Regions from separate parts of the Homo sapiens genome. Here region 1 is linked to region 2. A link is a loop called in an ENCODE intact Hi-C map of the cell type or tissue named here. Cell type or tissue: CD14-positive monocyte. All regions are shown on one strand. Links, peaks and the distances in the headings refer to the core of each region. The heading gives the core; the rest is flanking DNA. Region 1 has its middle 42 kb from the start of EMP1. Region 2 overlaps EMP1 (epithelial membrane protein 1).

What was found. Peaks named below come from ENCODE experiments on the same cell type or tissue, not always from the same donor. Only the 100,000 strongest peaks of a DNase experiment are listed, where the experiment ranks them.
Region 1: it touches region 2 in a loop (1.8-fold over the local background); 24 of 110 quality-filtered maps call a loop at or near these places.

Annotation. Positions count from the first base shown.
Region 1 is chr12:13,152,983-13,155,900 of GRCh38, forward strand. No RefSeq gene overlaps it. Among named protein-coding and RNA genes, the nearest start is that of EMP1, 42 kb to the right of the region's middle. In CD14-positive monocyte, for the core only: no CTCF peak of the experiment used is centred there; a DNase peak (open chromatin) is centred at 1,379; H3K4me3 peaks cover 389 bases; H3K27ac peaks cover 1,129 bases.
Region 2 is chr12:13,207,286-13,210,203 of GRCh38, forward strand. The region is part of intron 1 of EMP1 (epithelial membrane protein 1); the gene reads left to right. Among named protein-coding and RNA genes, the nearest start is that of EMP1, 12 kb to the left of the region's middle. In CD14-positive monocyte, for the core only: CTCF peaks have their summits at 1,380 and 1,580; DNase peaks (open chromatin) are centred at 1,366, 1,806 and 2,276; H3K27ac peaks cover 899 bases.

The sequences.
Region 1 (2,918 bases), core at 163-2,662, 54 kb before region 2:
GAGAACACGAAAGGTTGGCCAACGTGTCTAGTAGCACACAGCTGGTAACTAGTTCCCCAACCCGGATTCTCTGGGCTTCCTCCTGACTCTGCCCCTCTTTTCTTTGGCCCCAGACACTAGGATTTCCCTAAACCTATGGCATCTCTACCCTTTCTAGGGGAAGAGAGTGACCTGCTACAATTAATCCTCATAGAAATGGATGATGTTTCTATAGGCTGTGTAGGCCATTCTCCCTAAACACTCTCTTCTGGTTTGAGTCGTTGCCAGGAGCTCCAACCTAGCCCTTTCAGAAGTTAATGAGGAGACAGCGAATCCTGGGAATAGCCAGCGACCACTGCAGGGTAAGCTTACAGTAACTGAATAGCAAGGTCTGCTCTGTAAGCCCCAGATGAGCTCTGGAATCATTCCTGCCGTCTGAGTCTCCTCCCCACTGGGCTTGTTCAGAGGGCACCCAAATTGGTTTGGGCTCCATCCTGGTGTGCTTTCCTGCCTCGTGATGGGGTAAAAACTGGGCCATCCTCTGCGGGCCTGCAGAAGCAGGAGGGAGGACACAGTGATGCCTTATGTGGAGATCTGGTCACTCGTGCTGCCTTGTGACCCTCTTTAGCACCGAGGAAAAGCTATGAGAGAGCAAGTACTCAACAACCGCTTTTTGGATTTAATTAAATTGTAACCAATATTTTGCCTCCCCCTACCCTCACCCAGAAAACTTATTCAAATAAAATACATGTAAATGAAATTTCTTTCTCCCTCTCTTCTTTCCCCCTCCCTTCTCTCCCTTCCTTCACCCAGCTTTTTTTTCTCCTCTTTTATTCCTTACCTTTTTCTATACCTCATAACATTTATAAAGAATGTCAACACTCTCCAAGTACCTTTCAGTCTCCCAAGCCCTGCACACAAAGGGCAGATTTTGAACAAATAATGAACCTCCCCCAAATAATCTCATCTGATCTGTTTCACCACTTTTACCCACAATGCATATCAAATATAAATGATCACTAATTCATTTCATCCCAAATCCTAGTGCTTGTCCTATTTTATTTTTTCCACCTTCTGCATTAAAATACTATGATTCATAGCCCTCCACTCCCACCCCCGGGGGTAGAGTGGGTGGGAGGAAGAAACAACCCAACTTCTAGTTTTCTGCCAGTGGCCTGTAAGGTTTCTGAGCAGATGATGAGGGAATTAGCTTTCAGCATTCGTAAATTTGTGGCTGGATCACTTTGGTAATCTGTGAGTATTCAGTAAGTTGCTACCTAGTACCTCCTCCTACCACTTCTTTTACTTTTTTTTTTTTTCAGTTTCATTCTATTATTTAAAGGAACACTTCTACTTTTTGTGAGTTTCGTTTCTTACAGTAATGAGTGCCAGTTGCCTAATATTTGGGGCAGATGTCAAATTTACTTAAATCATATTATATACTGGCAATTCTGTTCTCAACCAACTCAGGAACTTTAAGGACTTCAGAAAGGCATGATTCAGCAATTGACCTCAAGAAAATGTTACACAGAGAATCTCTTGACCAAGCTCCAGAGTTTTCTTTAAACAATTTACCCAAAGTTCTTCAATACAGAATGCAATAGCGTAGCCCAACAATTTTTGCTGATGTCTGACTTGAAAGGAGGCTATATTGAAATGATGTAAAATCAGTTCTTAGACTCTCTTCAAAGAAAAAGCCATGTATGACAAGTGGCAGAGAAATCAAACTACAGGAATGAAAACACAACTCTTAATGCCGTAGTCATGCTCAGGGAGTATTTGAGAATTTGCACCTGGCAACTTAGTTAAAAGCAACCATACATTTATGTATTGTAAAAGGTATGATTCTGAAGGACGAAAGGAGGAATCCTGTAGGAGAGAAAAAAAAGGAACATCAAGCAAGTGAATTCCAATAGTTTAAAGGGTTCTCTGGGAAGAATTTTTTTAAAAGACAAAGAAGTCCAAGGGAGCTGTTTGTTCCATAAGAAAACAATATGGTTCTAATAATATAAGAAAAAATGATCTTGATCTATGAGAAAGCAGGGAAGGGTAGAAATAAATTAACTTGGCAGGGCTAAGGGTTGCTTTGAAATGATCTCAGAAGTGGTAAGTTTGCCAGGCTACCAGTAAAAAGGATGGAAAAAAATGGAAATAATTTGCTTAGAAAACCAGAAAAGCCAAAGTAGGAAATGAAATGCAACTCTCAAAGGACATAAAGAGAAACAGAAAAATGCCATATATTAGTTAAATACTTAAGACATAAATGAGAGATATAGAAAAACATCCTTCACAAGTGAAAAAAGAAAGCTAAAAATATGGGATACTTAAATGCCAAACTTAAAAAGATTTTTAAATTGTGAAAGCAATTTCACACATCGAGTTCATATATGAACCATTTTGTATGGGTTTTGAAAAGCAAAATTTTGGTGCATTTTCTTCCAGACCTGAGCCATATAGAACTTGAAATGTGGCTAGTTCAAATTGAGATGTACTGTAAGTATAAAATGCAGACTGGATTATGAAGATTTAGTTAAAAATCTCATGAATAATTTTATATCGATTACATGTTGAAGTTATTATATTTTGGATAGTTATGTTAAATCAATATATTAAAATTAATTTCATCCATTTGTTCTTAAAATTTTTAACGTGTTTCCTAGAAAATTTAAAATTGCATGAGTGGGTCACGTTATGTTTCTATTGGACAGTGTCATTCTATTTTTTGTCTTCTATATGAACGATCAGGAAGTTTTTGTTAAACCAAGATAACAGTACTAGAAAATGATCATGTGAAGTTAATTAAAATAAGAGTGAAAATTTCATAATAAGCAGTTAAAAAGATTATGATTTTATCTTGGGAATGTAATGAAATTATAAAAATAATTTTATTGTAAGTATTTTAAATAAAATTTAAGTTATACTTGCAATTTTATACCAAT
Region 2 (2,918 bases), core at 290-2,789:
TATTTTTAATTGATACTAGGTTTCACCACGTTAGCCAGGATGATCTCGAACTCCCTCAGGGTTATTTCTACTGACTATATTAGCTATTCTGTTAGCTAAGAACTTTATCTGAATACTGAATGGTCAGTGTTTGTGAGGTTTGCATTAGAGCTAGGAGCACAAAGACACCTCTGCTCTAGTGTGGTCTGGGCAATGCAGAAAGAAAAGGAGGAACAGTGATCAGAAACAAAAGATGGTGGTCAGAGGTAGGGAACTGCAAGCCTGTCCGTTAGGGCAGAAAGAAGAACAGAAAAGGGATATCAGAGACCTGTGTGTGGCTCCGAGGTGCTGATCTCCATTTCTCTTAATAATACTTCTCTCCAGAGTCAACATACATGGGTCCTATACCTTCCTCAGTTTCCCACCCAGCCCCTAACTGCCCCTGTGCCATGTATGTTAGGTAGATGAGGCTTAAGAAGGAGATCATCCTCCACTCACAGTGGTGGGTACAGAAATGTGTTCCTGGCATCCACATAGAAGTCAGTGGACGGCCTGTTCTTTAAAAATGCAATGAATTGATAAGCTCTGCTGGCCTAGGTCTGGGAGTCTAAGCACCACAAATGAACGCTGTTATGAGCGTTCCCCTACAACTTTGGAACTGCTCAGTGCACCAAATGCTCTGCAAAAAGCGGGTCTTGCTTCAAAGTATTCAGAATTGCAATGCTGTGATTCTCTGCATCTTGGTTTGCGCTGCCTCACTAGGACTAGGGGTATGCTTTCCACTGGAGAGTGCCACCCATATCATTTTAGAGAGGGCTGAGGGAGAAGTCTACTATTGTTTTAGTGAAACACACTGCTAAGAAATAAGTAGTAGCCACCAATACTTCCAATGGTATAAATTCTCATAAATGGTATTTTTTTCAGTGCCTTTGTATGAAGCAAGATTCACAATGGGGCAGAGAATGAATCTCCCCACAAGCTACCTTGCAAGTAATGGGTGGGTGGAAGTTTCAGGAGCAGGGGTTCTTCTGTTTATTATACTCTGCTATTTGATAAATGCCCAGACATTTACCCATTAGTTACCACTAATGGCTTTTTCATAAAGACCTCAGTGATCGCCTCCTCCCAGACTGAGGGTTTCCCTGGGGGCAGGAGGTATCTAGCACAGTGTAAAGACTGGGTAACTAGGGATGATTCAGCCCAGAAACTCAAGAAGATAACTCATTCTGTTTTCACCTGTGTTGGGGGGAAGGCCATTGAAAATAATGGAAGCCCCTCTAAACTGACAGTGAATGATATTAGTAAAACCTGACAAATAATGGGCCAGTGAAAAGATGGAGAAGTTGTAGCTTAAGCTAAACAGCCCCTCCTTCTGGCTGGATACAGCAGCTAAAAACAGAGAGAACTGTGTGTTTTGCACAAGACCGCTTGCTAACTCAAGACATTTTGCTTCTTTCCGTGGTGAAAAGACAGGGAGGGCACCATCACAAAAATCTAAGATGAAAGAGAGTCGCTCTTTTGCTTGATTCTCACATCCATTCTTCCAGCCTGCAATGGGCAGGGCATATGGTCAGGTGGATCCAGGGGCCAGGCACTCGCACACACCACCAGGGCTGTGATGCATGGGCCCAGGTAGAGGTGCCGTGGGAGGGGTCATTGAGACAGAGAGTGTGAGCTGGGCAGAGGAAATCAGACTTGACTTTAGGGGTTACAGAGCAACCCAAGGAGACAAAATGCTGCTGAATTCCCAACAGCCTATCAGGGAGGGAATGTTTTCTGTGACTCATTTAAGTGGCCTCACTTGGTGGATTATATTCTGTCATTGGCCCCTCCAGCCCTTCCCCCTTTTAAGAAGAGGATGTTTGTAAATTAGAAGCAACAGGAACAAGAAAGTCATTTGAAGAGCCCGAGGAGGATTAAACATAAGTATTCGTTATGTAATATTTGTAATTCCCTGCAATCAGCCTGTTCCTTTCCCCATAGGGGGCAAGGAGATCAGGATCTGGTGAGGTGTGAATCTTGGGAGGTATGAGGAAGTTGGGCTGAGAAAGTGAACTTTCTCCTGGTCTTTCCTGAGGGTGTGCTCTTAGAGGTCTCCCCCCTTAAGGGGCAAGGGTTAGACAAATGACAATTTCTAAGAGGACCGAAAGGATTGTATACACCCTGCCTCGTGAACTAGACAGCAGATATCTTATTACTTGCACTTAACATGGGGCAGCCTAGCGATTGAGTAACTGGGTTGGGTTGGCAACAGCTACCCGGCTTCACTTATGAATAATAGTAATAATAATAACCGCAGCTAAAGCAACCCCATTATTAGTAGCTGCCATGTGTCAGACACTAGGTGTTTTACATAAACAATCTGAATTCATCCTCACATTTCCCTTTGCAATTGACATTGCGACTTCCACTTTCTAAATGAGGAAACAGATGAGCGGTCAAATAACTGGATATGATTCTAATTCATCCTCTGTCTGATTCAAAAATCTCTTTTTACTGTGCATTTAAGTCAAGCAGAAAATTGGGGAGGTGTGCTAGAACCTGAGAAAAGCAAAAATGAATTTGAATGTGTGGGGGGATTACTAATAGCAGACATGAAAGCTCCAACCTCTCCCCTGAAGAGGCAGGATAAACGTCATAATTTTTGCATTCACAGTTAAGTTGGACACATTCCTAAAAAACAGCCTGGGTTGGAAGGAAGTGGCCAGATTGGGAAGGGGCTGTTGGAGACGGTCAGGGAGAATGGTGGAAGCCATTGTCTGCCTCTCATTCCTTGCTTGCAGAGAGCAAGGCACCCTGATGTATATTAGATCACTCTAGATTTTTGGTTGCCTGATAAAGACAGTGAGAGGAGATAAAAGGCATGTGAAGTGTTGGAATTATAGTATCAGTGCTCTCTAATAAATACCTGATGTGGCATGAAAGTGCCTCAAGCACAT